7 separate regions of the Mus musculus genome follow, and all the other regions are linked to region 4. The links are chromatin loops, found by intact Hi-C in ENCODE. Cell type or tissue: heart. All regions are shown on one strand. Links, peaks and the distances in the headings refer to the core of each region. The heading gives the core; the rest is flanking DNA.

Region 1 (4,418 bases), core at 73-4,072, 130 kb after region 4:
CAAACATCTAGGCAAGAAGTATTGGCGAGGGCTAAGAAGTTCCAAGCTCCATGACCTAATATCCTCCTTTTCTGTCTTCTGTGAGCAATGGCTGTGCACTGACATTCTGCTTCCTGTTTTGTAGCTCAGTAGATTCCTTAAAAAAAATGACTATTTTGTCATAGGGAAATTGTTTATCTATTAGAAACATCTCCCAGGATCAGAATTTCAGTTCTAAAACGTGACTTACTGATTGGTTTTTCCTTTTTAATGAATATGCATTGTCTTGAGGACTCTTTGGAAGCAGTGTAGTTTAATTGTTAATAGTAGTATACTGGCATCAGATTGCCTAGATTTATAGTCAGTGAGTTTACACATAAATAAGTAGGTGGTTATATTGGGCAGTGTGCTTATTTAATAATCTTGAACCTCAGGTTGCCCACACATTTATGTTTTAGGGACTCAAGGAGTTTATATGTAAGCACATGTACCTATGTCTTACTAGGCTTACAGTTTTCCCATCCTGTGTGGCTTTATTACCTACGCAAAGCCTGGCATAAAATAACAGTGTCGTAGCTATTTGTTGCTGCTCTGGCTGTTTACTTTAGTTATTATAAAACTCCACAGATGGACATAATCTCACTGTACATGCACATGGCTGAAGCCAGAGGAGGCTACTTTACTTTCCCAAGGTCATAGAGCTGAAAGTTCACAGTTAAGGTTTATAGTCAGGTTCCTTGTACAGGTCCCCAAATTCTACTGGTCACCCATGGAGTCTGTCGCTGCCCCTTCCTCTCCTCTGCACTGACACATGTCTGTGGTTGGATTGTTAGAAAGCCAAAGTTGCAACCATGTGTAAAAGTTCATTTCCTGGTTTTAAAAAAAATGTATTTGCAATTTCTATAAATTAGAGATTCTATACATTTCATGACATTATCTAAGTCTTACTTCTTTGAGGAAGTATATTGTACAGTGGGAGAACAGATTTTGTTTTTTGTTTTTGTTTTGATTAATTCTTTTCTGCTGAGAGAAGAGTCTTAATGAAAATACTCTTTGGAACGTAGGATTGTGGGTATGGCACAGTCGAGTTCTGCAGATGGCATCTATGAATCTGAGTTGTCCAGGGGATGATTTCTTGTGTGACATCGATAAGTAATGAGTTTGAAAACAGCTCCTATCATAGCTTATTTATCAGAATTCCTGTCACCATCTCTCACAATGGATCTTTGAGTTTTCTGGCTTCTATAGGAGCTTGGTGAAAGAGTTATTTGTCACAATGAGCATGATGCCATGCATTCAACAGATGTTGGTGTGAAAGTAGCTAAAGGGAATTCTCATGTACAGTTGCATGGGGTAAATGGAACAAGGAATCAAGGATTGTGGTTTATTTTTTTAATTTTTGTTTTTATTTTTTTCACCTAAGCAACCATTTTGTCTTCATGACATTTTCCTGGTTATGTTTTTTTCTCCTTATATTGTCTCCTCCTATTTTAAAATGTTTTTATGTTCGTATGTATGTGTTTATATTTGTATCTGTGTGTGCAGTGTACATGTGTGCATAAATGTGTGTGTATACGTGAGTGTGAGAGTCAGTAGCCAGTGCCCTCTATCCCCTCTACCTTATGGTTTTTGACAGATGTCTTCACTCACGGGATCCAAAGCTTTTGGGCTAGATTGTCTGGTCTTTGGGCTCCAAGGACCTTTCCCTCTGCCACCAAACCGCAGAGTTACAGATTGAGTAAGCACGCCTGCCTTTGTATGTGGTGCTTGGGAAGCCTGGTGTAGGTGCTCATGCTTCCTGTGCAGGGGTTTAACCATTGGGCTACCTCACCAGTTCCTTCTTCACTCTTCACAGCGTGCCTTCAGCACACACACACACATACACACACACACACACACACACACACACACACACACACACACACACACACTCACTCACTCATACGCACACTCGCTCTTATCAGAGTCCAGAAGTCAACCTCTGGTGTTATTCTTCAGGAGGCTCTCAGCCTTGCATTTTGAGACAGGGACCTGAGACTCACAGGTCAGCCTAGCGGGGCTGAAGAGTCATCACTGATCCTTAGGGCACTTCTGGTCTCTATCTCCCCATGTTGGGATTTTAGGCACAGGTCACCCACTGTGCCTAGCTTTTAAAAACAGGGAAGAGGGACTTCAACCTTGTGTTGCAGCTGCTTTATGGCTGAGCTATTTGATGCAATTTTAAATGCAAATTTGACCTTCCTATTCAAGTATCAGTGCATTTTTGGCCTTTGCTTTAAACCGTCTGTTCGTTTCATTAATCGTAAGTGGTTAACGGTAGAGAGTTGACTCAGAGATGGAATTTTATTTTGAACAGATCTACTTGTCAAGATGCCTCATCCCTTCTATTGGTCCAAACAGAGCAGAACTATCTTTGCTGGGGTGGGTTATCAGTGGGAATTTAGGATCTGTTTTTATTTATGGCATCAGGGATTGCCTAATGGGAAGCACGTGGTCATATAAACTCATTCAGGATCCTTCTTATGCAAGCAGTAGTCCTGACTGAGAAGACCCATAAGCCCCTCTTTTCCATGGTCACTAATTATTTCTCAAATCAATGGAAGAAGTCAGTGTTTAACTCTTGGTAGACTCTGAATGTGTGTTAATTTGAGCTTGTATTAAAAACAGCGTTATCTGGTTAGTGACAGTTTTGGTGTCAGCGGTCATTGGCCTGTTGTTGATGAGCTTTGGTTAATGTAACCTTTTGACTTTTTCTTGCAGCCGTTCCATTTCCACCAAGTCACCGGCTGACAGCAAAGGAAGTGTTTGATAATGATGGGAAACCTCGTGTGGATATCTTAAAAGCACATCTCATGAAGGAGGGCAGGCTGGAAGAAAGTGTTGCATTGAGAATAATAACAGAGGGTGCTTCGATTCTCCGACAGGAAAAAAACTTGCTGGATATCGACGCACCAGTCACAGGTAAGGCCCAAGCATGGAGCCCACTCTACACCAACCACTATATAAGTCTTCCCCACCAGTGAGCCCTCAGACAACTTACACACCATCTGCTTTTACCATTGAATCTGCATTAAGGATATCATTTGTCCATTAGAAATATTTTGATTTTCACTTTTTGCCTACACAATTGAATTGCTGTGATCTCAAAAATGATGTGTAACAGTGTTGGTACAGATACTCAGTTGATTGACAGTGTTCTATCAGCAGAAAGCCTACCACAAGGCAAGATTCCTTGTGGTGTCCTCAGCCTTCACCAGAGCTGGAGGAGGCCATGTCTGAGGGAAAAGAGACTGAATGGTGTGCCAAGGATGGTCTTCAGGCTATGTACTCTCATCAGCACCTGGGAACTTGTGAAAATGTAGACTCTCAGGTTCCCCTTCCAACTACTGAGTCTGGGTTCCTGTGCTCAGGTCTAGTAGTCTCTGTTTGATTAAGTCCTCTGAGTTGTTCTGGTCCATATTAAAGTATGAGAGAATACTTGAGCCTCCTTCCTATGGCATTGTGCCTAGGGTTACTTCTTTAATGCTCTTTTTTTTGTCACTTTTCTTAGAAAGTTAAATATTTTATTGTAAGTATGCTCCTCTTGCATCATAAAAATGAAATCTTACTATAAGGCAGCACCTATTACCCAGAGAATTTAATCTACTGTCTATGGAGTTTGCTGAGAGTATAGGCACTTACTTTCAGTGGAGCTAAAAGTGTTTATTTTTATTTTTTAATATTTTAAACTTGGCCTGAGAAAACATTTCAATGGAGAATATTTGAAAGGAAAGGGACATGAAAAGATTTTTATATCCACTTGGGTTTTTCATCTTCTGAGTCTTCATATATTTATGCTATTGTTATTCAGGTCTATTTTTGCATGGGACAATACCACAGGGAAGAGGTTCCCTGAGTGTCAGAATAGACCTTTGCTGATTGCAGAGTACTGAAGGATTCTCCGTCCAAAGAAATTGACCTTATCCACAGTTTATTTTTGGTTAGCAATTTCAATGCTGATGGAGGTTAGAGTTTGGTAGCAGAAGGCATTTGTTCTTTTGAGATTGACTCTGTGTTGGGCCATTGTTACTAAGTCATACCACAAGCCTACCCTGTGCACATCTGAGTCAGCCCTAGTTTCCGTATTATCAGATGGGGTTCTGCATTATCTCCTGCTCATGCTACAAGGATGTGATTGTACTTCCCTTTCTTCCGCACTGAAACCCTAGAAACAAAATGAGATAAAATTAGTAATTTAAGACTACTAAATAATACACAGCAGCAAGAATATCTTATCACTTGATTGTAATTGCCTTATTATATTAATGATAATGCATAAGCATTAGATTATATCTTTCTGATTATGTTTATTTGTTACCTATAAGAATAAATGATACATGATTTTATTAGGTTTATTTTTCTCTACCTTTCACATGATAATGTGCACCTTCCAATGAAGA
Region 2 (4,418 bases), core at 324-4,323, 140 kb after region 4:
GCTCTAAACCGCACTGTTTTCTAGAGGGAAAAATACTGTGTTGTCAATTTAATGAACAATGATTATGTTAGGAAATTTCCATTTACTTGGTAGATATCCCTCCCTGACCATTGATATAAGTTTGGTATATTATCAAGAGCGAGCTTACATCTTATGTCCTGAGAAACTTGCTTTCTGGAACCCTCCCATAGTGCGGCCTTGTTCTTCCTGAGTTCCCATAGCGTTTTTCTGTGTGTGCCCACATTATTTAATAGTTACCATGTGATATTTTGTCTCTAACTTGGCTGGAAGCTCCTGGGGAAAATCACTGTAACTAAAACTTGACAAAGAATATCTTCTCCATGATCCCCATGCCTGCATCTGCGAAACACTTTGTGATTTTAACTTGATTTCCTGTCTTGTGTCATCTATAGGTTTGAAAACTTAGAGGTCTTGGATATATTCTCTCATTATTTTTGTGTAAGCGAGGGTTGAGGCTGTTTTCTCTTATCTTCCACTTTCATTGTCTCAGAGGTGTTGAAAAGCCCTGTAGTTTCTCTCTGTGACAAATTGTGATAAGTAAATAATCTCATCATGTGTGACACTTTAACATACATCCTACGTTTTTTTTCCACATGAGACACTTACTTCCTGCTATTATTCTTTTTATTTTGACAGCCTAATGATTGTAATTCTTAACATCATTATTGTGTTGTTCATATTATCCTCTTACCCTGTATAGGTCTTCTCATAATTTCTTGTATAAAGATTTGACATCTTCTTGTATGTCTCTCCGAGCCCATTCATAACTCACAAATGTTCATAAAATTGTAAGATAGAGTTTGTTTTCTCCAAGTTTTTCATTGCCATATATGTCTGTCTTTTATGTTACGAAGCAATTGTTAATGTCTTTCCATTTTATATGTCAAATGCAGTTGGGTTTATTTTTGTTTGTTTGTTTTGAAAGCAGTCTGGCTAAAAAAGAATGGTGATCTGTGTTTTGTGAATTTTCCTCAGAGCCTCTGAGATCTCAGATTTGAGGTATTTGAGGAGAACTGAAAACTGGAAATATTGTTTGCATAATGCAGGATCCTCCATTTTAGTCTCTCTAAAGTAATTTTTAAAAGATTTTCTTTTGTTTCCTGGTGGTCGGAGAGATGGTTCAGCAGTCAAGAGGGCTCTGTATTAGTCCAGAGGACCTGAGTTGGGTTCCTAGCAACCGCTTTGAATTTTTCACAGCTGCTGCCAGTAACTCCTGCTTCAAGGGAACTGACACAATCTTTTGGCCTTTTGCAGAGACTTGCATGCATGTACCCAAACATAAGGACACACACACAAACCCATACAAAGGAAATATGATTTCTTTTTGTTTTTTCTTTTGATTCAAAATTAATTATGAAACTTTTCTGTATTTGGAGTATATTATTTTCTTTAACCTTTCTATATTACTTTTGGAGGATTTAAAACAACAACAACAACAACAAAAAAAAAACCTATCCTCAGCCAGGTGTGGTGGTGCACGCCTTTGATCCCAGCACTTGGGAGGCGGAGGCAGGTGGATTTCTGAGTTTGATCCAGCCTGGTCTACAAAGTGAGTTCCAGGACAGCCAGGGCTATACAGAGAAACCCTGTCTCGAAAAACCAAAAAACAAAACAAAACAAAACACTATCCTCAAAACTTTTTGACAGATGATTTGATTTCCTCTGATATTTAATTTTTTTCTATTCAACTATTGATGGATACCCAAAATATAGTAGGGTCCAACTTGGAAAACGTAGATATATTTTTTCATGTTATTTTAACATGTGTTCTCACTGTGACCAATAGCAACACATAAATTGGGGGATTTTTTTTTTCTAGTCATTTCCAGATAAATACGGTGTGGTGAGACCCTAGTGTGGGTTGTGATTATCTGCACTGTCTCATCATATAAATGTTCTATACATGTACATTTTCTGTAATTTTGAATTAGAACATAGACATCAGTTATTTTTTTTTCCCTCAGTGGATAAGGGGAGACATCCATAATTTAGTACAGGGCCAGACAGATATCAAGGTTGTTTAGGAAGAAAAATTGCTAGTTATGCATATTTTTATACATCTGCAGGAAAACACAGAACACATAAAAACTGTGGATTGACATGAAAATGGTCAAAACTTTTCTTAATTTTCATTTTTTAATCATTACCTTGAAATAGGCAAGATGCCTAGCACACATGTTCAGTGGTGTTGACTGGATCTTTGTAACCCATCACTGGGCAGCCGGATGCCAGTGCTGAGGCTTTCCGACTGATCTTGTAGGATACGGCAGACACATCAGGCAGAGCACTGATGACAGAGGCAGCAGCCATTCTGCCTTCTATGCGATTGCTTCTTTCTACATCAAGGTCCTGTTTGGGGTTCTCTGCTCCACCCAGAAACCAGGTGAATGACCTCAGCAAGGAGTGACTGATGTTGACGGAACTCTTCCAGCCAAACAGTAGATGTGGGGGAGGGTGAGATAGAGACAGGATAGTGAACTTTTCTCAACCGTGTAGGGAGGTCATTGACAGAACTTAAGCTTGTTCTGAAACTTGAATTTGTTTGGATTTGTTTTTCCTAAAGACTCTCACTGGAAAGGCATTTCCCCTATAGGGAAATGTGTAATGCCATACACAGGAGGCTAACAGTGCTATTTCAGAAATAGTTGAGGAAAGCCAAGATATTTAGAGGTCAGGAGGTGTAGGGGTCTGATACAGTGATTCTGTTTATAATATTAGAGGTGACCAGATCTCTCAGGTTTCACAAAATAACAACCATTAGAAACTAATCAGGGGTCAAAAAGAAACCATCCAGTGGCTAAGGGGAACCAGAGAGTGCCAGTTCAGAGATTGAGTTAAATATATATGAGAGAGTATCCCATGTGTTATCATGTTTGAGGAATCGGGCTATTAAGGACAATGGGGATACTTTAAATCATCTGAGGGAGAACCATGGGTCCTGACTAGAAGTTTTTCTGTTGGATGTGGTTATGACTAGATCAATACTATGGCAAATACTCATTCCTAGAAAGTGCCAATGATAAAACTACAGTGGGAAGGCTGGCCTTTGTTTGCATAGATGTGGATGCTGACTCATAGGCAAAGGTCCAGTTTGGAAAGATGGAGAGAAAGAAAGGAAGGGTTGTAGCAAAGTAAACATTGCAGTTGATCAAAGGCCTGGGGAAGCCAGATATGTCCACGGGAAATTAAACACAGCCTGACATACAAAGATACTGGGTGATACTCATTAATGGAAAAAAAAATAAGTTAAGGATTGGTAATCCCCATCATTTTAAATAGTGGCTTTAAATATGAAAAGTGCTTTTTTTTAAATCCAGTTTTGATTTTGTGTTGTATTACTCAGTTGGCTAATGCTCTTGAGCCTTCACCATATAAACCATGCACCTCTGTGCAGAAAGTTACTCCGAACCAAGTGAGTACTTACTACCATGTTTTAGTTTTTTTATTATTATTAATGATAAATTTTTGTATTCTCCAGTCTGTGTTCTGTTATAAGGGATAGACTAGTGGCTTTGAACTTAAACAGAGTCTTGATCCTGCCTACCAAGTCACTCAGCCTCTGAATCTGCCTGTTGGTCCAGAACTCACTGTGTACCCCAGTCTGACCTCAAACTCAAAATCCCCCTACCCCAGGCTTCAGAAGGCTGTAAGTTCAAGTGGGAGGCACTGTACCCATAAATAAAGTGTGCTAGAAGACATAGTTCTTATTTATTGAGTTTGCTCTGTGTGTATCTGAATTTTACCTGTCTAATCTATTTATGAGTTTCTTGGCATTCATTTTGGTTAGTAGGATCGTCTTGTCATTGTATAAAAAAGAAAAAGGAAAGAAAAGTATTCTCCCCCGAGCTTTACAAAGAAGGAAAATGAAAATAATACCGTCTGAGCAAACCATCATTTGACAAGTTCACATATCCAGAGGACAGGTTTGTGAATCAGGAATCCTGAGAGATGTCCCCCTCTGCCACTTCCTGCCTGCCATTCTCAGGAGATTAGTGTTGGGCTGGCAAATCCTGGTGCAGCTTTGATGAGCTGAGTGTCTTTTTAAGCATACAGGACATGGCTTTGAAGTGGCAACTTGATCTTGAAGAGAAGCTCCTTAGGCTAGTCTGGGCTTCCTCCTGATAGCATTTAAGCCTCCGCTCTACCAACATAAGAGATAGCCTCAACTTCCCTTACTGCGTGACTCAAGTCTGTCTCTCAGCAGGGTTTCCACTGTGCCCCAGACTCTAGAAACTCTCAGCTATCTCATGTTACTTTTGAGAGTTTTTTGATATACAGAATCTCACATTCTCAACATAATTTTCATTATTTCATATTTTCTCTATAAAAATATAAGTCTGTTTCACCAGAATGGCTTTCTTTTAGAAATAAGTACTGCTTTACAGTCTTCACGCATC
Region 3 (4,418 bases), core at 356-4,355, 54 kb after region 4:
CTTTGTTGTGGCCAGAACATTTATGGAATGCTTGGAGCTTCTTGGTCTGTACTCCTTGGGCTTGCCTTGTGGTGACTCAGCCCTCATTGACTGATCTTATGAGTCAGAGCTACAGAAGCTGGCCTGGTGAGTTCAGCACCTCTGCATGCTCAGGTCTGACCATCTTGGAGAGGTATATCCCCCAAGACTGGTAGGAAAGACTGGCACCTAGGTCTTCTTGCTACAGTGAAACAGTATTAGTGAAACTTTGTTTCTGCAGCTTTAGGAAACTAGTTTGAGTGGCGTGGTCCAATGAGGGAAAACCTTGCTTGTTTAGAAGTATGAAGAATAACTGCACAAGAAGCGGTAGAATGTGAGCTTAGAATTGTTGTACTCTGTCCATCAACTAGTCGTATTGGAAACAAATCTGTAAGGGCCAGGGGCAGCTGAATGGTTGACCTTTAGTGGAAGGGGCTTTGGGTCAATCATTACCTCCTCAGCCTTGACACATTTGACTTTATGTAAGGAAGTAAAATATGAGACTGTCTTCAAGAGAATCCTTTATGTCAGGTGAGCATTGTATGGCTCTTGAATTCTGTGTTTAGACAGAAGGGGCCTGGTGGATGATCGCACAATGTGTTTGAGACATGGAGTGAGGGTAGGCAGTGTCAGGGTGCTCGTCTGCTTGTACTGTTGGAGGTTTGTGTACGTGGCTCCTTTTCTTTAGTATCTTGGTTTCTGTGATTAAGAATAACTTGTTGCTTTATGAAGCTGCTGAAATATCAAGTCTTAGTATGTTAGAGTCTATTGGTGATTAGGATGACCTTCAACTCCACATATTTTAAGTGATGATTGGTTAATGTTTGTTTAAAAGCCACTGGTGGGGGCAACAACAAGAAGAGCAAGAACAAGAACAGCAGCAGCAGCAACAATATCCCGTACCTTTATACCCTACTTAACTTGAAAACCCAACCAACCAATCCCGGCTCTCCAGATCCCAATCTGTGTTCATGACTAATCATGTAAAAAGGTGTGAGCATAAAAGTTCTAGTGGGGAGGGAAGACAATAAAAATGTATTTGCCAGCTCCCTACTTGACAAGTGCAGAGTGTTTCTGTGCCTTTTAGATATGGGAGTTATGACATTGGAAACAATGGTAACCATAGCAAATGTACCTTAGAAAATCAATGGGAAAAGAAAGGGGGGAATGGGGTAGGAAGGAGTCTGTGTAGGAATGCATTGTTTCTTCTGCAACTGGGATTTGCAGTTAGTGTGTTTATTATATTTTAGTTGGTATCTTATTTATTTTGCAGTAAATAACTGATTAGGTCAAATTAAATTGATACTGAGAAACAAGCTGCTTACAAGCTTCTAGTTCTTAATATCTTCATGTTCTAAAAAAGAGTAGGAGGTTGAGCTAAGATATTTGATAGGGTCTTTTCAGTCTTTTAAAATCCATGATGTTGGGACCCAAGGAAGAGTCCAGAAGTGATGTCAATGTATTTTGAAGTTTTAAAGTACGACTACTTAAATCTGTCGGTGTACCCAGGAATACCATACAAGATATCCAGAAAGTTATCTTCATGTCTCCTGATTTAAGACCATTAAGGACAAAAACATAGAAGAAAAAATAGGCACCACATATTTATCCTGACAGGGTTGGCTCATGTCCATATCTGGACTGTCCTGTGTGGTGGCCAGCCATCTTCTGCAACTGTGAACACTTGAAATTTCCTTCACCCAAGAAAGAAACTGTCACTTGTTTTCAGTCAGTTTAAACATAGTTTTTAGTTTACGGAATCATAGATATAACTAAGCTGTCAGTCTTGGGTGGGATACAGAGGAGCTAGGGTAGAGCTATGAGGCTCTGAGCCTGACTCATGGTCTTCAGTGATGGGCTTTTTGGACTTGCTATGTTGATTGAAATGTTAGTAGCAGCTAGCCTCTCTTTGCCAGATCAGCTTGCAGAGAGCTAGATCTCCTGTTGTTCTTGTCTTTGACCAGGTCTAATGTCTACACTTTCCCTGCTGTCGTCTTCCACGGAAGAAGGGCATGTGAACCAGCAGTACACTCAATACTTACCTGGTGTCTTACTTAAAGCAAATATTGCCCCCCCCGAAACCGTTGATTTTTCTAGATTTGAAAATGCTCTTTTCATGTCCTCAGATTATGCTCAACTTATTTTTTTTTCTATTTCGAATTCTAGTTCATGTGGAGTGAACAAAAAACTTGAAAAAAAAAACCCACCGTTTTGAAATTGGGGTCCTCTAAACCTTTAGTTTTGAATAAATCACTAATGCTAAAAGTTTGTGACAAATCTGGGTGATTCAGTTACCTTTGGCCACCATACACTCAAAACCTGCTCCAAGAAGACAGCGGCTTCTGTCTATCCTTGGCACTATTACAGTTCCACTATGGTGGGGCTTTGTCTTTTGTGGAGCTTCTTTAATAAACACCAAGAGAAAGACTTCGTGAGTATTAGTTCTGTGATGGTTTTACACTCCAGTTCACTTGCAGACACTGAGAGCTGGAAAGAGCCCAATTAAGTTTCTCCCCTCAGCTTCCCTTTCTCTTTGGTGATGGTACTGGTAGGGAAGACTGTCCTAGCTCTTTAAATGAAAAAATTTTCCCCTGCACCTTTTATTTCCACAGCTGCCTCTGAGGGAATTGCTCCTCACAGCCTCTGCTTGGAGGAGCTCCTCGTCCTCTGAGCTTCCCTTGGCTTTTCCCTCTTCAGCTTGGCTTCTGTTCACCAGGCTTCTTTCTGCTTCCTGACCTCACGGAGCTAGCCCTTTTTATAGTAAACCGCTTGCGGTGATGTCACCCGCTCAGCTGGTTTCAATCAGCCTGCTCGGTGGAAGCTGGTAAATGACTCTGCAAGTTATCTTTTGCCTGGCCAGGCTCCTGCTGACCCCAAATAACGTGCAATTGACAACATTAACCATTTAGCAGTCCTTGCATCTCTTCACTCATAGGAGTGCTGATTGGAAATGAAGGTGCCCTTAGTTAGGTACATCAGCTTCCTGCCTTTCTTTCTCTTTCCTGCTGCCTCATTTCCACAGTGGCCACTTCTGCTTTCAAAACCGCACATCCCAGATCCCTAGCTAAGCTATCTGAAGCTCATTTCCCTCTTAGAACTTCTTCCTGGTTTGTTCCCCCCACCCCCACTTTGTTCCCCCTTTGTCTGTTTGCAGAATGGAATTTAATTATGGGTTTTCCTTGTTGTTAAAAGTTGTTGTGTCTCTTGACTTTTAATCTTCCTTACTTGAATTCTGGGTCTTATCTATTAATCTTGGGTTCTACTGGGTTAGTGTTTTGATGTTAAAATGTGAAACCTGTCTGAGAGAGAAATGGTTGGTTTCTGTTTCTCTTCCAGGAATGCTCTTCTCTCAAGTCTGTAGTTCTGACAGAGACTAGTGTGAAGTAAGATCTGTTGATTACATAGTTTATATGGTTATATTTTTAGAACATATTTTAGATTGGAAAATAGGCTTCATTGGGAAACCTTAGTTTTCATAAGTTGACTATTTGTGGATACTTCCCAGTATAGAGTACAGTATATATGAAAATTGTGTGCTATAGGATCCATGTTAGATGATCCATCAAAACTCCAAAAGTTTGGACAGAGTAAGTTTTTCACGGGTGCTGTTTAAGGGGATGGTAGGGCTTTGTCAATGGCAATGATGGGTAGAAGGATAGGGTGCTTGTGGCAAGGATGTCTGTCTAATTCATCCTCAAAGCACGGATGCTTTGGAGAAGCAACAGTGACAGGGCTGAAGTGGCGCTGCCTATGTGCATCCACCTGCAACATTGCTAACACCCATTACAATGATGGGTAGGCACCATTCATTTCCAAGTTTTATTTTTCTTGCTTGCTGACTGATTTATTGCCAATGACTGGACTCAGTCGGTCCTTCAACTCATGGGGAACCAGGATTTCGGTAGTCAGGGGGACAAGGAGTTGGCAGGATGACAGACACGTACACCAGAGAGAGTGCTGTGTCTGAATTTCTCAAAGCGAGCATCAGATTTATATTATAGAAGAAAACAAAGAAGTGAGGTGACATATCAGCCAAGGTACATTGAAGTTTTCTGACACAAAACAAAAAATGCATACATAAAGACTGACAGGAACCAGGCGATGTTTACAATTGAGATAAGAGTAGCTCTGTCTAAAGTCAGCTATTGACAGGAGCCAGAAGAGGATTTCACACCTTAGTCACAATTTACGCTATTCCTCTGAGCCTTGTGAAAGCTTGCACCAGAGGCTTCTGCTCTAGCAGACCTTTTCATGAATAATGCAATACTGTAGTTCCTCCTTAAACCACAACCCTCCTTCTTCCTAGGCCATTGTAAATTCTTGCATATGGAAGTAACTTGGCTGCTCTTTTAAGTGTCTATAGGGAATCTCCATTTGTCAGAAGAACTCACCAACTTTCT
Region 4 (4,418 bases), core at 242-4,241:
TCCTGAAGCAGGCCCTGCTCACCCACAGGTCTTGGCGTCCTTCCCTCTCTTCCAGCCATCTGGCCAGGGACCAGCTTCCCAAATCTGCCTTGGCAACTAGCTCTGCTCTAGCCCAGGAGGCTGTTTGCAACAACCCCTAACTGAGGAGATTACAGAGTCCTCTTGTAGATAATTTCATGTTCCCTGAAAATTCCACTGGGCTATATAGATCTTATTGAAAGCAAGGACCCTAGAGGTGGCAAATTTAGCAGCAGAAATCTGGCCACGAGGGCAGCCTCCCTTTGCGGATGGGATGTGACCATCCACTCCATCTCTCCTTTTGACTGGCAGGCTAGCCTTCTCACATCCTCTGTCCTAAAATCCTTGAGGCTACCTAGTTGTCATGCCCCAGAGCCACCAATTTGCTATTAAATTTGTATTTTTTTGGACTTGAGTTTCATCTAATCCCTGTGGCCAGATCAGTTCTCCTGGCTCCATCTCCTAGCTTCCTAAACTCCCCCCCCCGCCCCCTCCCAAGACAGTCCTGGCTGTCCTGGGACTCAGTCTGTAGACCAGACTGGCCTGGAACTTACAGAGCTCCTCCTGCCTCTGCCTCCCAGATGCTGGGACTAATGGAGTGTGCCTCCAGCAGCTTCCCACACCTTTTTGTAGGCCCTTTATTAAGCTTACAGTCCAATTCAGGAAATACGAAAACCCTGATACTGAAGGAATTTGAAAATAAAACAGGAAGGACAAGGGTGAGAAATTTATTCAGCTCTCTTCATAATTTCCTTGCTGGTCCTTGGGGTTGTGGTAGGCCAGGGGGAGGGCTGTGCCCAGAAGATATTTTGTTTGTTTGTTTGTTTGTTTTTTCGAGGCAGGGTTTCTCGGTATAGCTCTAGCTGTCCTGGAACTCAGGAGGCAGAAGATATTTTGAAGAGCATTTCATACACGGTCCCTTATTTTCCTTCTTATGAGGGACTTGTGAGAAACTGCAACAAGCCAAGGCCCTACATGCATCTTGATCACTGAGTGACTGACTGGAAGGAACAGGAAGAAATTTAGTGTCACCTATCGCCACCAGTGACTGCTAGCTCCTGTGAACAGGGAAAAGGCGACCTCTCCCGAGTCTTTCTGACTCCTCTTATCTCCTAGGGCATCCAGGGTCACTGAGCACAGCCAGGGTCGCATAGGCTCCAGTCTGTTCCCATCCACCTTGGATAGCTAGCCAGCCAGCCACCGCGTCCCGCAGCGCCCCAAACACACTTTCGTTTCTTCCCGTGAAGTTGTGCACGCGTCCTAACCACCCCACCATCAGTAATCCCCGTCCACCTAGCTCAGGCAGAGCTGCCTCCCCAAGGTAAGCTGTTTACTCGTCGCCTTCCTTGGCGATCCTCCCTGGACAGCTGCGGCAGCGACAGCAGCTGCGCCGCGGCCGGGAGCGTCCGGCGCTCCTCCTTCCTCGGTCTCCGAACTCACTACTGCGGGCCACTCACACACTCGGAGCGGCCGAGACCCACCCGGGAGTGTGTGCAGGACTTCGGGAGTGGGCAGGCGCGGGGGCACGCAGCAGCCCAGCTCCTCCCGGCCCCTACTCCCAGTCCAGCCTCCCTCCTCCCTGCCCACTCCAGTGACACTTGAGCGGTCACAGGGCGGTGGAGGCAGCAGGCCCACGGGACTGACTGGCACCCTGAAGAAAACAGAGCAGGGGGCGGGGCGGTCACCCAGACCACCGCCTTAGCGATGAGGGACGCGCTCTCCAGCCAATGAGCTTGCGAGGTGCAACGTGGGGCGGGCCCTAAGGCGGACCCCGAGGAGGAGGTGGCCAGGGCGCTGGAGGCGGGGGCGGTGAGGAGGAAGGGGAGGAGGCGGAGGCGGGCGCGGTGGTGGCGGCGGCCGGCGCGGCGGCGGAGGCGAGGTTGTGCCCCGGACTGTGTCCACCGAGCTCAGCGGCTGTTGCCTGTGCGTGGAGAAGCAGCGGCGCCGCGAGGCAGAGGAGGATCGCGGACGAGCGCGGCGGCGGGACGTCTACGGCTGCCGCGGCCCCGGCGGCGCCCGGCGACAATCGGCGTGGGGAAGCAGCGGCGGCCGCAGCGGCAGCCGCCTCTCCAGCACCGGGAAGCCGAGGCGCGGCTGGCGGCGCTGACATCCGCGGCCCTGCCTCTCCTCCCTCGCCCCCGGCCCTCCCCATGTGATCGGTCTTAATCCCGACCGTGTGCGCGCGTGGGGGCTCCATTGCGCGGCGCCCGGTGTCGGTGCCGGGGTGGGTGCTCGCGTGTGCTTCTCCTCCCCATCCCCCGCCCCGTCCCCAAGAATAAAAGAAGAACCGGGAGGCGTGCTCAGAAAATAAATAAATAACCAGCACACACGCGCAGCCCGGAGCGAGGCGGCGGGGCTGGCGGCGGCGGAGGAGGAGTGAAGGCGGCGGCGGCGGAGGAGGGACGCGCGGAGCCGGCAGTAACTTTCGAGCCAGCCCAGAGCCCAGAGCTCCAGCCGAGCGGTTTGCAGCGCGGCGGCGGCGGCGCTGAGTGTCTGGCCCGCCGGTGCGGTCGGGGTGTGCAGTCGGACGGGACGAGCAGCGCGTCGCTGTCCCCCCCTCCCGGTGGCTGGAGATGTCCGAGCCCAAGGCGATTGATCCCAAGTTGTCGACGACCGACAGGGTGGTGAAAGGTAAGCGCAGCGCCGCGTCGGCCCGGGGTGCACCGAGTGCCGCAGGCGACTGTCCTCCCCTCCCCCGCCCCGGTCGTCCCTCTCCGGCTAGCGCCGGGGACCTTCTAGGATCTCCTGCAAGAGGCGATCCCTTCCTTCGCCGCGCCCTGCCCCCACACCGCCCACCCGGCCCTAATCGGGGCATTTATTTTTATTTATGTATTTATTTGTTTGTTTTCGTGGACGGGGGGCAGCAGTTGGCAAATGGCTGAGTGGCTGGGAGGCGGTGGCGGGGGTGGCGGTGGCGGGAGGGGGCGCCCGGGGGGGGGGGTGACTGCTGGCAGGGTGTAGCTGCTGTGACAGAAATAGGAAGTGGGTGGCTGCTCGCGGGCTTGCATGGGATCGGGTTTATGGTTTGCTCTTTGTAGAGGGAGGGGAGGTGATTTATGGCTTTTAAAAAATTAATAGGGCATTTTAATGTGGCCATGGCTTGCCGCGGACTGGCTCGCCCCGGCACATTGCTCCAGGCGCTCCATTGCAGCAGTTCCCTGGGCGCCCCCTCCCCCTCCGCGGGAAGGGCCTGCACAGGACTCGCGAGAGAGCGGGAGAGCGTGGGGGGAGCCCAGCTCCGGCTGCCGCGCGCCGCGGGGGCGGGGGGACCGGGGCCGCGTGGGGGCAGCTCCAGGCGGGGGACGACCGGAGCCCCCGCTGCCGCCCCGGGATTTCCCCGCAGGCCTGGAGCGACGCGAGCGGTGGCGATCCTCTGTCGACCTCCCTTGCCACCCACGGCTGACTGCCGCCGACCTGTCATTGCTCTTAAAGGGTTCCCCGCTGGTGCACACCTTTAGGGTGGGAAGCTCACCGTGCTCCCTTCCCCCAAGCTCCTAGCACCCCCTTGGTTACGGGCTATTTGGTTGTCTTTATTGCTAGGGGTGATTTGTATGTGTATAACTGGCAGGGATGGCTCTGGGTTGCTGGCTAGGAGAAGCCAGGGGGATTCGTGGGGTGAGGAAGGGGACAACGTGGTTGCCCTTTCTATCCCCACCATCCTCACTGTATTCCAATGTGGAACGGGGAAGAGGAACTGCAGATTCGAAAGGATTAAGTAGTGACACTTATTCTTGGGGTCAGGGTTCTGAGCAAAGCTGAGATGGGCACTAGCCTGTGCAGAGCGGGCCTCTGAAACTGGAAGGAGTGATGGGGGCGGTGTGTGTGTGTGTGTGTGTGTGTGTGTGTGTGTGTGTGTGTGTGTGTGTGTGTGTGTGTGATCAGAAACAGTATCTTATGCAGCAGAGCACTTAGCTAGAGTGCAAAGCAATCAAGTCATTTGCTCCAGGAACACTTAGGTGAAAGTAACCCAGCGCCCTCCCTAAGACATGATCCATGTTCTTTGGAGCTTTAGAAAGGATACTCGCTCCTACGTTTGCTCAGATTTTAAAGTTTTGAGTTGTGTTGTGCTGTGCTGTGTGTGCGTGCGCGCGTGCGTGCGTGTGTGTTATGTTTTCTTTTGTGAGAGAATAAAATATTTTCTCTCCTTTTGGTTATGTTGGAACCATTCCTACTTAAAAGTAGGATTCATAGAGCCGTCAAAATAAAGATGGAATAGGAAAAGCTCTGTAAAAAAAAAAGGTGATAAAGCCTCAGATGCACCGCTGTCTTGTGCAATGATCAGCAAGTATCTCCTTAATGTGTGACGTTTAGGCATAGCTCCAATGCAAAGATACTTTGTTTCCTAAACAAAGTAATAGTTTACAAAGATGATACTATGTGTTGGTAGAAAAAAAAGTCCT
Region 5 (4,418 bases), core at 115-4,114, 92 kb after region 4:
CGACCGGCAAGCAGGAGGATGGTTATGTTAGATTTTCGATCCTAAAAATAATTATGAGTCATGCAAGTGCCGGTAAAGCAATAACTGCAAGACATTCAGAACGTCTTAGATCAAGGTGAGAATTAAGTCTGAGAAGGCTGGCCGAGTGCTCCGTGATAGAGATCAGAGAGCAGAGTTCTAGCCTTTGGTGAGAAGCCATTAAAATGCAAGGGCTTCCCACCATGGCAATTACGGTTCTAGCTGTGGCCTGAGATAAATATTGATTTTTGAAAACAACATGATTTTTGCATCTCGGCTTCTTAAGCTCTGTGGTTTTTGATCCTAACTTGCTTTAAAGGAGTTCAGCACCTTATTTAGGACAAAATAAGTTTAAGTGTCATTTTGTTTGTTTGTTTGTTTGTTTTTTAAACTTGCCTTTATTTTCTCTAATATTTTCTCTTAGCATTTGATCTTTAAGCAACAAACCACTTTTTCTTGAATATGTATATTCAACTGTTATCACATGTCATAGACATAATTTATACATTTCTTTATAAATCATACAAATGAATTAATTCATTTGAAATTTTCCCTTGTACAAACACATTTTGACTGCCAGTATAACTACAAGTTGTGTGTAGAAGTTTGGGTTGTGCTCGGATACCTCACTTTTTAACCTTCCATTATTTTCTCAATAAATAGAACTTTTTAAAAATTCAATTTATTTTATGTATGTGAGCACACTGTAGCTGTCTAAAGAAACACCAGAAGAGGGCATCAGATCCCATTACAGTTGGTTGTGAGCCATCACGTGGTTGCTGGGAATTGAACTCAGGACCTCTGGAAGAACAGTTAGTGCTCTTAACCACTGAGCCATCTGTCCAACCCCCACCCCTCTTTTTTATAAATGAAAGCACCACAGAGGTAATACTGTCAGCCACTTACAGTCTATGACGGATGGGTAGGTTAAGGACGGAGTGCCTGGGCCCCAGAGATTGTCTGTCTCTGCCTCCCCAGCACTGGATTTTAACCTTTTTGTTTATGGCTGGCTTATTTAGACCAGTTCTAGACATTGAACTCATGATACTTTCCTGACAATAGCTGTCTCCCTGTCCCTTAGATAACCCTTCTTTATCAAGGTCGTTTGGAAAGGAAATTGTGATAGGCTCACCTCCTCAGCTATGCAGCTGACCCTGAGATACTGAGAGCAAGATCTGACTCGGGAATGAAAGAGGAGATGAACTGATCTGAAGGTCCCCAACTGTAGAGATAAGGTGGTTACGCCTATCATGTGTACACCTATTCATACATTCACTCTTAGCACTGTCAGGGCCAAAGAGCTAGTTGTTGGTGTTGGTGTTGGTGTTTGTTTGTTTTCTTTAAAGAATAACATATCTATTGCTCTGTATGGGATAGTTACGTTTGGCATCCTGGCAGAGTATGGAAGATGCATAAACTGTCACTCCCAGGAGTAACCAAATGGCTTAGTCAGCCCAGTTCTTCCTTACTACTGGGGAAAGCACCTCAGCGTGCTTGCCTGTGGTGAGTCAGCAGCTTTGGAGTCACAGTCTGATAGCTCTGCTTGCTTTTTAGGAATCACCCCCACCCCTCTGAGCCGAAACCCATGCTGCTGTGATCAAGTCAGGTGTCAGACGTCCAAAGAACTGGTGCCCATGCCTTTTTTTAGAATTATTAAATTTCAAATATCTATCAGCACCTTAAGTGTGAGGTCCATTTGGTAAGAGTCTGGGTCCTGGGAGCTTTTGATGTCAGGTTGAATGGGAAATACAGTAAAGTGACTTTCTTCAGCACAGACTATTGAGTGACTAGGAAGTAAACAATGTGTGTGTGTGTGTGTGTGTGTGTGTGTGTGTCGTGGGGGGCCCAAATGGGGAAGAAGTACTTACAAGTAAGTAGTAGGAAATGATGCCCTGGTGGGTCCAGGACTGGAGAAAGTACTTAAGGTTGAGAGGGTTTCTCAGTTTATTAAGCTCTCTGGAGATTTAACTAATGTAGAGTCTATGGGTTGGGATGTCTATTGCTCTTTCTGTTCTCTCTCTCTCTCCTGCCTCACAGTCTAAAACTAGTCTTTAATGGTCAAACCACCAGAACAAATCGGACAACTTTTGCTAAGAAAACGTGTGCCTTCATTTCTGTTTCTCGTTTCTATAAACTACTGCTACATTGCTAAGTATCTCAGTTCTGATTTCCAGTTTTAAGATAAGTGGCCTGATAAGTTTTAGACCCTAATGCCTGATGAACATAAATTCTATCTTTGATATTCACTATTTCTCCCTCCCAGGACTGGCACTCCAGACTCACACTGGGTGGTTTGATGCGCTCTGGGCTTCTGAAGTAAGTAAGATCAGTGTCTCAGTGACAGGACAGGGGCACTTGCTATGAAGACAGTCATAGCTGGAGAAGGACTTCTGGCCCGTTCTTGTGCTGAGGGTTTGAGGAAAAAGTAGATTCTGATGTCTGCAAATGGATTCTTAAAATTTTTTTCTATTTACCACATATCTTTTGGATGACAGTGGGCTTTGAAGATGGTTCATTGAAGCCCTGACTATAGAGTTAAAAAAAAATTCTGAGTTGAGGAAGATGGGAAGGAGAGAGACTTGTGAGAATGTATAAGAGTCTGGGAGGACCATGGGGTATGTTGTAAGAAGGAGAAACCAGCTGGGAGTGTCAGGAAGTGGAAATTAAAGAGCTTATAAGGTGTAGTATGTAAACAACTTGCAAGATATTAACATCTAATAGAGATTTCACCAAAGAGACACTGGCCTTTTAGGTTGGCAGTGCCATTTCATGCAGCTGATTCTTGAGGCTTTTTGATGGGAATGTGTGGGGCTGCAGTTAGGAAAAAGGCCAGAAGGGAGGCAGGCTTCATTGAAAACAATGAATATGTTTTTACTTATTCCACAATTTGGGCCCATCTTCCAGTTGCTAACAAGTTATCAGTGAGCTAACAGTATCTTTCCCTTGATAATGCCTGTAAAAACAATGAAAACTATGCTAAGCTAAGGTGATGTGAGTCTTAAAAGTACCTCCAGTGAGACCTACAAGAGGGGATAGAAATAATGTATACACTTACATAGAGGAGGGCAGGAACAGGCATGCATGCACACACACACACACACAGAGACACACACACTCACACACACACATGCACACACAGACACACACATACACACACACTCACACACATACACACACTCACACACATACACACACACTCACACACACACATACACACACACTCACACAACATACACACACTCACACACGAGTCAGAGAGTGTATTTTATTTACGATTAAATATTTCTAAAGTTTTATTTTGTATAACTTGTAGAACACGTTTGATTCTCTGTCAGTCTGCACAAGCCTCCATACCTGTCTGTATTCTCAGAGGTCAATAACCTCAAATATCCCCACATAACTTGAACATCCTTTCCCTCCATTTCCGTTCCCATTCCTGGGAATTTCCTCCCATCCATCACCATTTCTGTTGTCCTTCCCCTCTCTTACAGGCTCCTCTTAAGCCAGTTTCCACTCTGGGAGCCATGGTGCCTCCCTGGGCCCCGCTGTACTCCCTGTGCCTCCGTGTGTCTCCGTTTGCCTCTTTCCACTTCTTTCCCAGATGCCCTGTGGACAAGGCTGGAAACAGCACACAAGGGAATGATTAGCTGAAATTTGGCCTTGGGAACTGTGGAGACCAACAAGCTTGCAACCACTTCCTAAGGACTCAGATTTTATTAACCCATTCTAAATTCACCCCTCCCCTTCCTTGCCTGTTACCAGCCTCCCTGACTGTTTGTTTTCTTTCCCTTTCTTTTCTTTTAGTCAAGATTTACTTTTTAGACCAATGATTATATCAAAATAGAGTTCGTGGGAATGCAGCTTTGAGAGCAGGGGTTGTCTCACAATCCTCCTTTCTCTGTGTTTGAGTTTGCTCCAGTTCTCATAATGCAACCACTAAGTCCCAAGAATAATTTCTTTCACTAAGGAAGTAGGTGAAATTAGACTCCAGGGTAGGGAGCTGCTTGCTGCCTGGACCTAGGACCCCAGAGCTGGCCTTTCCAAGCCACAGACATTTTCTCCCTGGATATGTTGCACACATGCATGTTCAGACTACTGAATTAAAGTCATCATTTTAGTACGATACTACTTTTTTGGAATTACAAGGTGTTGGCTATCTTTAGTAATTTCGGAGACTGTATTGAATCAATTCTTAGCTGGTTCTTTAAAATGTGTATTCTGCATCCTTCTGCAGCACATTTTTGAACTAATTCAGTCATTATTAGACTTAACATTAACTGCTGGAGCCAGTCTAATACTACAGCAGAAGGTCCTTCCTCAGTCATTTGATGCTGGTAGATGAGATGCTGGGGTATTTCATGCTGGGCCTCCATTCAGAAATTCCCAGAGAGCCAGCCATG
Region 6 (4,418 bases), core at 199-4,198, 61 kb before region 4:
TCCAATCATTATTTACCTTCCCACATACAAGTCAATTCCAGAGGCATGAAATATTTAGGTATGAGGCACATAAATAAGTAAACGAATAAAATATTAATATGGGATATAGCTTCATGACTCCAGCACAGGGAGGAATTTTATGTACAAAGAGCAAGAAATGTAGAAAGGAAATTTGGCAGTGCAGGCTAAATTAAAATGAAGAACATTTCCCAAAACGCACTAAAAATACAGAGACAAAGAAAGTATAAAAACACATGGACAATAACAATCATCTGGTTAGTTGTATCCAAAATGGATTTTAAAAAAAATGTCAAAGACTTAGAGAGAAAATGCAGAAAGTCACAAAAGGAAAAATCTAAATTACGACAAATACAGACATAAAGTCATCTGTGTTGATAATGGAAAAATTTAAATTAAAATAACATGACGGCATTTTCAAAAAGCAAGCTAAGAAACATAATAGCACAATATTTCCATATATATATATATATATCTCAGGATCCCATTCAGGCTTTGAACAGCTCAGGACTAGAAAGCTGCTGCTTTTTCTATGGTTTTTTTTTTTGTTAGTATTGGTTTTTGTTTTGATTTTATTTTAAATTGGTATGTTTTATTTATAATTAAGATTTGGTTTCCCACTTGAATTTTGTTATTATTTCCTTTGTTGAAAAACCTTGTTCTTCCTGACTCAAAAGACCATAAATCAGAATAATGCAGAAACAGCAAAAGTTAATCTATGAGATTGTAGGTCCCTCCTGCTAGCATGTATGCAAGTATGCTCTTGTATACAAGAACAGGTGATACTGTCATTTTTCATGATGTTATGGAAGACCCAAGACTGTGCTTCATCAAGCTCAAGCATTATTCCAAATCCTTGTATTATTTCCTAGAGAAAGCACACATTCCCATGAACAGAGAAGCCCTTCTGCCTGCCTTCTGCCTCTGTCTTGACAGCTGCAAGAATATGTTGCCAAAATAGCAACATGTTTCAAGACAAGAAGAGGGGATAGGCAGATTTCCCAACAATGAAGATATCCATCAGACTACAAAGTGATGATAGTTCATGTATGCACTGGAGCAGGTAAGGAACTGAGTTGTCCCTGGTAATACCAAGATAGATAGATAGATAGATAGATAGATAGATAGATAGATAGATAGATAGATAGATAATATATATCAAATATATATACGTACATATACATATACACATTTATATACCTGGTAGCCAGCTGGATTATTGTGTCTAATACAAGCTGGGATGTGTTATACATTTTCACATAGGTGCTACATTTCAGATTTAATACAAATAATATAAAATATATCAAAATATATTTATTGAACTCAATAATTTGTATTATAATATTAATCACATGGTTTATTTCACCTTTAACATTGATACAGGAAAATTTTATATTACATGTGATGCCTGCTGTGTTTTGTATTGAACAGCATCACTGTGGAAACTAACGTAGGGTCCCTGTTCTTGTCTGCGTTATCATTGTGATAAAACAGTCAGATAAAAAGCAATGTAAGGGAGGATAGAGATGACTTCAGCTTATACTTCCAGGTCACAGGTCATCATTGAGAGAAGACAGGAGGGCAGGAACTGAAGCAGAAATCAGGGAGGAATGTTGCTTATGGATCAGTCCTTGGCTCATGTAAAGTCCTCAGGGATGCCCAGGGTCCTCCTACAACAATCAAGTTTGTCTTTCCTGGATCTGGCCGCAGAGCCACAGGGCAATTAGATCTGAGCAATTCTTCATTGAAGTTTCCTCTCCCCAGATCATTCTAGATTAGATCAGTTTGACAATAAAAGCTGACTAGCACAGACCCCCAACCTGCTACCCTGTGAAATAAACAGAGCTGATGATATTTCGTGTGTACCCTATAATTTTCTTACACTTTAATCCAGGGTACCCACTTTGAAAAATCAGGAGTGTTTCCTTAAATGTGCTTTTCTTTTTTTTTTTTTTTTAATTTATTCTTTTTGCTCTCCTTTGAAATCCAGGCGATAGAGGATCGCTCCAGATGGTTTGTGGCCTTTTCCCATTTTCTGGAGCATAAGACAATGTGCTATAAGGACTTGGTTACACAGTAGGCTCATCATGTCAGCAGACTCCATAGCTCTCTCTTGCCAGTCTTCGTAGTTCTTAAAGTTCTGTTGTATGGGCTTTGTTACCTGTCTAAGCAAGGCCAATGAATCTGTCAATCTTTCCTTCAGAACAGTATCTGACCATCACCTTGTTATGGAGCAGACTGTGCCTTGTTTTGGTGAGTGTATCACTGATACCATATTCCATGGGCCATTTCCTTTTCAGGTTATGTGCAGGAGAAATCTACAGTTGCCAACAGAGCAATCACCCAACTGTTGTCAGGTTAAATAGAGAGATGGAGGAGTTCGATGAGGATTTCCAACTTGTTGAAAGAGAGGGTTATATTCCAGCCTGTGAAGGTCCCACATCCTGAGGTCATTAGGGATGCACGTGTGTAGTAGGAAAGAATTCAAAACAACTTGGTTTGTTGATTCTTCTTAAGAAGGAAGCAGATGGCAGCCAGCCAAGCCTCAGAATTAAAAGTCACAGGAAGCTACAAATCAGTGCAAACAAGGAAACCTTCCAAAGCCTGAAATCGGAGAAGCCCTCCCCCACCACCCCCGACTTTGATGATCAGCTTATAATATGATCATCAGGAGCAGCCTAGTACTTCCGAGCATCAGCATTTGGGACATCTAGTAGTTGCTCGTACTGGCCTGAGTAAGCCTTTTATTTACCAACTCCATCCTCTACCCAGCATCCCAATTTCCCCTTTATGCGCATTTGGGCATTTAGAAAGCTGACCATTCAGAAAGCACACAGTTGGGCATTGTTTTCAAGCTCACTGCTGCTCCTGACAGAATTATTGAGGAAGCATTATGCAAATCTATTGTTTACAAAGGCCATAAAACCATCTGGCCCAAGAGGTTCACTTTCTGTAGCTGACTTCTGGACACCAGCATGGGTTTAACTTCCTCTGTCCTTCCTATTCTGGCTGCCAAGCCACTGTTGACAAAACACAGGTGATTTGTTTCTCATTTCTGACCAGGCTTCCAGTCCTGCCTCTGCTTATTTAACTTTGTTCTAGTTTCTGTATATCACTCTCTCCGCCTCTCTTACCTGGGGCAGTTTCCACACTTTCCCTGAGGTTTCCTTTGGAGACCTTCTGTGGATTTCCAGACAGAGTCGAACATTTATAACTACATCTCAGAGACACAAAGCACATTTGTAGAAAGTCATAAAAACGACCTTGGTAATAAACCCCAGGGTGTGGCTGTTACACACAGATGGCAGCTTCTAAGCGCTCACAATTCATGGGCTGCCCAACGGTGATCCACAGTTTCAACTGCAGACCTTGGGAAGTAAGATTTTGTTGCTACTGAGTAAGTCTAATAAATGGATTTCATTTCAACATCACTGTATAAAATTATATCTGTTTGCCTTTTCCATGAGAATATTGGACTTTTAAATGTGTATCGCTGTTCTATAGCATCACAATTCATCAAAACTGTAGCTGTTTCTGCACATGCTCAGACATTAGAATATACTTCAGAAAAGTCACAACATGGAAGTTGCTCTTTCATAGGTACCAATTTCCCAAAGAGAGGGTAGCTGTCAATTTAAAGGAGCTAAGGCTCCCGTTTAATCTTCTGTGTATGTAAACATGAGCAAGAAGCCAAAACTTATCTTGATCCAGTGATGTCCACAAGGGACACCTGTTTCAGTATTTATTTTTGTATAACATACAAGACCCGAGAGCTTTTAAGACTACAGCCGGGCGGTGGTGGCGCATTCCTTTAATCCCAGCACTTGGGAGGCAGAGGCAGGTGGATTTCTGAGTTTGAGGCCAGCCTGGTCTACAGAGTGAGTTTCAGGACAGCCAGGGCTATACAGAGAAACCCTGCCTGAAGAAAAAAAACAAAAAAACAAAAAACAAAAAACAAACAAACAAAACAAAACAAAACAAAAGACTACTGTGAGCAAGGCTAAATTCATTGTTCTGTTAGAACAGGTTAGACCTTGGCATGACTGATCTTTGTAAGTTATAGTCTAACAGACAAGAATTTTGAGGGTTCCGTTGAGATAACAAAGGATGGATCATTTCTAACAAAACAAGCAACTGTTGTTTGATTGTTATTCTTACAGCTTGCTCATATTTATCCAGTTTAGCTAAGTAAACGTAGTTATTTGAATCCCTAACACCTACTGTTCTCATAAACAGGATACCCTATGTTCTGTATTAAGCTTATCCTGCGAATTGCTCACGGAAAAAAAAAAGTGAGGATATGAGATCAATTTTAAAAATGTGAATTTTTTTTTAGTGCCAGAAGCCTAGGCACTGCCATTAGCTATAAAAAGAACTGGTGGGAGGAGGATGTGGTTCCT
Region 7 (4,418 bases), core at 358-4,357, 170 kb after region 4:
ACCTGTGTGTGTGTGTGTGTGTGTGTGTGTGTGTGTGTGACACTTGGACGTGCCTGTGTTCTGTATATCTGTGTGTCAGGCCAGAGGTCAACTCTGAGTGTCTAGCTCAATTGCTGTTAACTGTCATTACTCTGTTTTCACTACTCAGGGTCTCTCACTGAGTCTGGGCCACATTGATTCTGCTTAGCTGGCAGGCATTCTCCTCCCTATGTCTCCCCAGCTCTGGGACAGAGACAAGTACCATGTTACCCAGCACTTCCGTGGGTGCTGGAGACGCTGTGCTGGCTGTTAGCACGTTACTTACTGAACCACATCCGAAGTCCAGCAGATGCTTTTTCTATAGACTGATATTTTTATAGGACCATTCAGATTTCATGAAATAGTCAAGCTAAGAAATAATTTGCCAAGGAGAGAAGAGAGACTCTTTCCTTTAAAATGGGGAGGCGGGCACACGTCATTCATGATAGAAATAACATACATACATGTCATAAGTTTTAAAACCAAGTTTGTTGTAACACGTTTATTTTTCTTTTCTTTTCTTTTCTTTTCTTTTTTTTTTTTTTTTTTTTTAATATGTGGCCATGAGTGTTAGCCAGCGATTGTATTGAAGAGCAGCAGACAAGGCTGTGCATATAGGCATGTCTGTTCTTGCATTGGAAATGGCCCGTGTTGGTAAGCTGGCCGTGGTAAATACCAGCAGGAAGTGAACCTCAGAACACACTACTTCCCAAGACTGTAGTCCTGAGAGTTGTTTGTCTTGAGGCCAGTCTCTGTTAACTGAAGCCCACCAGGTCATCGAAAACTCCTTAATCCCAGCAAGATAAGCCCCAGTGCTTCCAGGGGCGCAGATGCCGGGGCGGGCGGGCGAGTGTTAATAGGAGCTGTCGTTGAGTTTTCTAATTGGAAGCCCTAATTAAGTTCTGCCTTGATCTCTATCTGCTGCTGTCTTGACATCCTCTCTGTTGACCTGGTTCTTTGTTCAGCGACTTTTTTTCACAGCTAAACAAACACATGCCAGGGATTGCCTGCAACTTTATATTCTGCGTGCCCAAGAAACAAGTCTGCTTTGCTGGTCATATGTCTTTAGAAGTCTTGAGCCACACATGTGCTGTTGAAATGACTGTTGTGAAAAACATAAAAGCCCACATTAGTTGAGTTTCTACTGGTAGCTGAGCCCCTACCAAGGATGCTCCTTTATCTGGGACAATCGCATGCTTTGTTTAGGTTCTGTGTTGAGAAAAGTCCAGACTCTTTCTTCGAAGACTATCTGCCCGGTGCAGACTCATGCACGGGGGACCTGCATATACACGTCTGGCCAGTGGCCTGCATCAGACTCTCCAGTAGCGTCTCTCTACCCTTTGGATTGGGATTTAACCAAGTGTGGCTTAGTAAGACAGGGAGGGCAAGCTGTCCCCTCCAAGCCCCTCCGTGGCCTCTTCCAGAGGACCTGCTATTCTTCCTCTCTGGCAACCGCTTTGTGACTTTAAGCTCTTCTTTAACACTGATGCATCTCCTTCAGCCTTTGAGTCTCAACGTGAATGTCATTCCTGCGGGGGTGTCCCTGCTTATTCACAGAAATAATGCAATCTGCTGCCTCCGTGATTTTCCTTGTCTTGAGATTAGTGCGTTTAAATCCACCCCTAATCAAGCTTTTCCTTGGCCTGTATTATCTGTGTTCCTTTCCGGACTTTTTTTTTTTTTTAAACATTATTTTTATTTTTATACTTGCCTGGCCATATCTCTGTCTCCATTGTGTAACACTGCTCCTGCCTCACAGGCGGTTATCTTAAGTATTTGCTGATTGGTGGATTCACTGATAAAAAAGAAAAAGTTGAGCAAGGACCTGGGTGAACTTCCGGATGAAGAAACCTGTTCCTCCTCACGTTAACCCTTGTGTGGTGATGTTGCACTTCATCTTACTTTGTAGTTGTTGCCTAATTAACTGTGGATTAACAATGGCCTGCTTTCTTCCTTTAAAGTCAGCAATCACCTTGTGGTATTCTGCAATGCTAGTGAGAAACGAATGTTTTCATTTAGTGCCTTCTTAACCAGAAGGTGAACAGTTGGACTGAGTCAGAACCCGCAGTTTCTAAAGACAGTCCATAAGAAAAGAAAATGATTCTTCCAGTATCCAATTAATTCTAGCTTAATTACTCAGAGAGAGTGTTCTTCAAGCTTCCCAGTTACTGTCTTCCCACCCGTGAGGCAGGAACAGTTATACATGGGTGGGCAGGGGAGAGAGAGAGAGAGAGAGAGAGAGAGAGAGAGAGAGAGAGAGAGAGAGAGAGAGAGAGACAGACAGAGACAGAGACAGACAGAGAGAGAGACAGAGAGAGGCAGAGAGAGACAGAGAGACAGAGAGAGACAGAGACAGAGACAGAGACAGAGACAGAGAGACAGGCCAGGCAAGCATAAAAATAAAAGTAATGCTGAAAAAAGGCCAGAAAGGAACACAGATAATACAGGCCAAGGAATGCTTGATTAGGGGTGGATTTAAATGCAGGTGGCTGAAGACCTAAGAACACTGGCTGCTTTTCCAAAGTATCTGGGTTCCATTCCCAACACTCTCTGCGTGGCCCATAGCTGTCTATAAGTCCAGTTCTGGGGAATCCACTGCCCTCTTCTGGTAACTGTGGGCACTGCAGGCATGTCATACACAGATACTCACGTAGGCAAGCACCCCTACACACCAGTAAAAAGAAAAAAAAAATCTTTTAAGAAGTCACAGTTGTGAATTTCCTCTCTAGACCCAGGAACCTGCCCATCCGTTACTGTATGCTGGGTCAGTGCAGGATATGTATTTTTCACATATGTAATAAAAAAATTAGGATGATACCCAGTTATTAAAATAGTTTATTTTGGTGTGTGTATGCGGGGGGGGGGGGGGGGCACTGTCCAAGGCAGCCATAGAAAGTTTTCACATCCACTGGAGCTTAAGATTTACAGAAGGTAAATCCTTCATCCCTGCTGGAACCAAACTCCAGCAGCAGCAGCAGCAGCAGCAGACTTAACATGTGTTATTGAGCACTTACCCGTTTCTCCAGAGCCAAAGATGCATTGTGTATCTGTTTATGGATTCACTGGGGCACATATTTGACAGGCATTTTCAGGTTCTATATTCCTGGTGATTGTTCTCTGGGTACCACTCTTCTCTGTCTCCTGAAAGGAGTTCTTTCTGGACTTGATTTTCAGTGCACTGGAATATTTGAAAGCAAGCGGAGAAATCAGGATACTCTGGCTTATCGAAGAGTTGGGAATAATCTGTATTTTTTTGATATGAAAATGAGTTTTTCTCTATGGAAATGTGAATGTTTTGAATTTCATCATAATACAATTTGAAATAGATGACCATTGGTCATCACAAACATTTTATTAAAATCCCAAATAGTCCATGACCATGGTCGGGATCATGTAGCAGTGTCAAGAGTTAGTAGCAGTAAAAGCCATGTCTAGCCAGGCACATAATCACATGGAATCACATGGAATCTTGTTCCTATAATCACAGCACTTGGGAAGCTGAGGCAGGAAGATCTTAGTGAGTTCCAGACTGACCTGAGCTACATGCTGAAGTACAGGCTTGGTATCTGGTTTAGTTTTAAGTAACTCTTTTAGAATTTAATGTTTTATTTTATTTGTTTTATAATTATTTTATAATTGTAGTGTTTCCCCAAAGAAACAGTTCTAAAATATATCAATTTCTGAAAACTGTTAGTTTTTAAACAGAATAGGAAACCTCTCCAAGAGACAAAATCTCATAACTCTGTCTTTGATGTTAATGCATCCCACCAGCAAACACTCCAAGAAACCATGTAAACGTTCACTGGCCTGCCCTCCTTCTCCTCACTGCTTTCTTCCTTACTTCCTTTCTTTTATTAAAAACAAGGTGTGACTCTATATCCCAGAGTGGCCTTAACCCAAATCCTTCCGCCCCAACCACCCAAGTGCTGGGGATTTTAGAGTGTGCCGTAGAGCCAACTGAAATATATGAACACATTGTTTTCATAACATATAGTTCTCCTGGTTTGGAATCTGGTGCTAGGATATCCTGAGACCTTTGCCAGCTTCTTCCCTTTTAAAGAAATATTCAGTGTTTAAGATAGTGGCATCTTGGAGAGAACTTTCCCTACTGGCTTCTTCCCTGCTGTTTTCTGCGCATGATGGGACAGTGGCCATTAGACAGGCCACGCTTGCCCAGGCAGCAGACTCCTTCCTGCCCATTCGTCTGCTCCCTGGTTACTGTGTGTACTCGTTCATCACAAAGTCTGCTAACTGAGTTAGCAAGAGATTACTGTCCCTAAAGAGTCTTGTATTTGTAACTTTCAGAAATAAAGTGTGGTAGTGTTTACTCACATATCTGTATTCCTGTATCTAGAAGGAAAAATTACCCTTCATCATCAACACCTTGAATAAGTTAATAG

The links. Hi-C counts contacts between places; a loop is a spot of excess contacts. Peaks named below come from ENCODE experiments on the same cell type or tissue, not always from the same donor. Only the 100,000 strongest peaks of a DNase experiment are listed, where the experiment ranks them.
Region 1: a loop joins it to region 4, with 2.2 times the contacts of the local background. A loop is called at or near these places in 3 of 42 quality-filtered maps.
Region 2: a loop joins it to region 4, with 2.3 times the contacts of the local background. A loop is called at or near these places in 3 of 42 quality-filtered maps.
Region 3: a loop joins it to region 4, with 3 times the contacts of the local background. A loop is called at or near these places in 8 of 42 quality-filtered maps.
Region 5: it touches region 4 in a loop (2.4-fold over the local background); 4 of 42 quality-filtered maps call a loop at or near these places.
Region 6: it touches region 4 in a loop (3-fold over the local background); 6 of 42 quality-filtered maps call a loop at or near these places.
Region 7: it touches region 4 in a loop (4-fold over the local background); 11 of 42 quality-filtered maps call a loop at or near these places.

The regions. Positions count from the first base shown.
Region 1 is chr3:136,794,987-136,799,404 of GRCm38, forward strand. Ppp3ca (protein phosphatase 3, catalytic subunit, alpha isoform) reads left to right here. Exons shown (of 14, transcript NM_008913.5): 2 at 2,740-2,940. Among named protein-coding and RNA genes, the nearest start is that of Ppp3ca, 130 kb to the left of the region's middle. In heart, for the core only: no CTCF peak of the experiment used is centred there; no DNase peak of the experiment used is centred there.
Region 2 is chr3:136,809,920-136,814,337 of GRCm38, forward strand. All of the region lies in intron 2 of Ppp3ca (protein phosphatase 3, catalytic subunit, alpha isoform), which reads left to right. Among named protein-coding and RNA genes, the nearest start is that of Ppp3ca, 140 kb to the left of the region's middle. In heart, for the core only: no CTCF peak of the experiment used is centred there; no DNase peak of the experiment used is centred there.
Region 3 is chr3:136,722,614-136,727,031 of GRCm38, forward strand. The region is part of intron 1 of Ppp3ca (protein phosphatase 3, catalytic subunit, alpha isoform); the gene reads left to right. Among named protein-coding and RNA genes, the nearest start is that of Ppp3ca, 55 kb to the left of the region's middle. In heart, for the core only: no CTCF peak of the experiment used is centred there; a DNase peak (open chromatin) is centred at 2,788; H3K4me3 peaks cover 748 bases; H3K27ac peaks cover 694 bases.
Region 4 is chr3:136,668,253-136,672,670 of GRCm38, forward strand. It overlaps Ppp3ca (protein phosphatase 3, catalytic subunit, alpha isoform), which reads left to right and starts at 1,814. Exons shown (of 14, transcript NM_008913.5): 1 at 1,814-2,649. The coding sequence starts at 2,592. In heart, for the core only: CTCF peaks have their summits at 1,943 and 2,592; DNase peaks (open chromatin) are centred at 1,749, 2,649, 2,959 and 3,129; H3K4me3 peaks cover 3,678 bases; H3K27ac peaks cover 3,200 bases.
Region 5 is chr3:136,760,298-136,764,715 of GRCm38, forward strand. The region is part of intron 1 of Ppp3ca (protein phosphatase 3, catalytic subunit, alpha isoform); the gene reads left to right. Among named protein-coding and RNA genes, the nearest start is that of Ppp3ca, 92 kb to the left of the region's middle. In heart, for the core only: no CTCF peak of the experiment used is centred there; no DNase peak of the experiment used is centred there.
Region 6 is chr3:136,607,449-136,611,866 of GRCm38, forward strand. No RefSeq gene overlaps it. Among named protein-coding and RNA genes, the nearest start is that of Ppp3ca, 60 kb to the right of the region's middle. In heart, for the core only: no CTCF peak of the experiment used is centred there; DNase peaks (open chromatin) are centred at 2,563 and 3,013.
Region 7 is chr3:136,835,167-136,839,584 of GRCm38, forward strand. All of the region lies in intron 2 of Ppp3ca (protein phosphatase 3, catalytic subunit, alpha isoform), which reads left to right. Among named protein-coding and RNA genes, the nearest start is that of 1700006H20Rik, 120 kb to the right of the region's middle. In heart, for the core only: a CTCF peak has its summit at 2,629 (motif pointing left); no DNase peak of the experiment used is centred there; H3K4me3 peaks cover 720 bases; H3K27ac peaks cover 793 bases.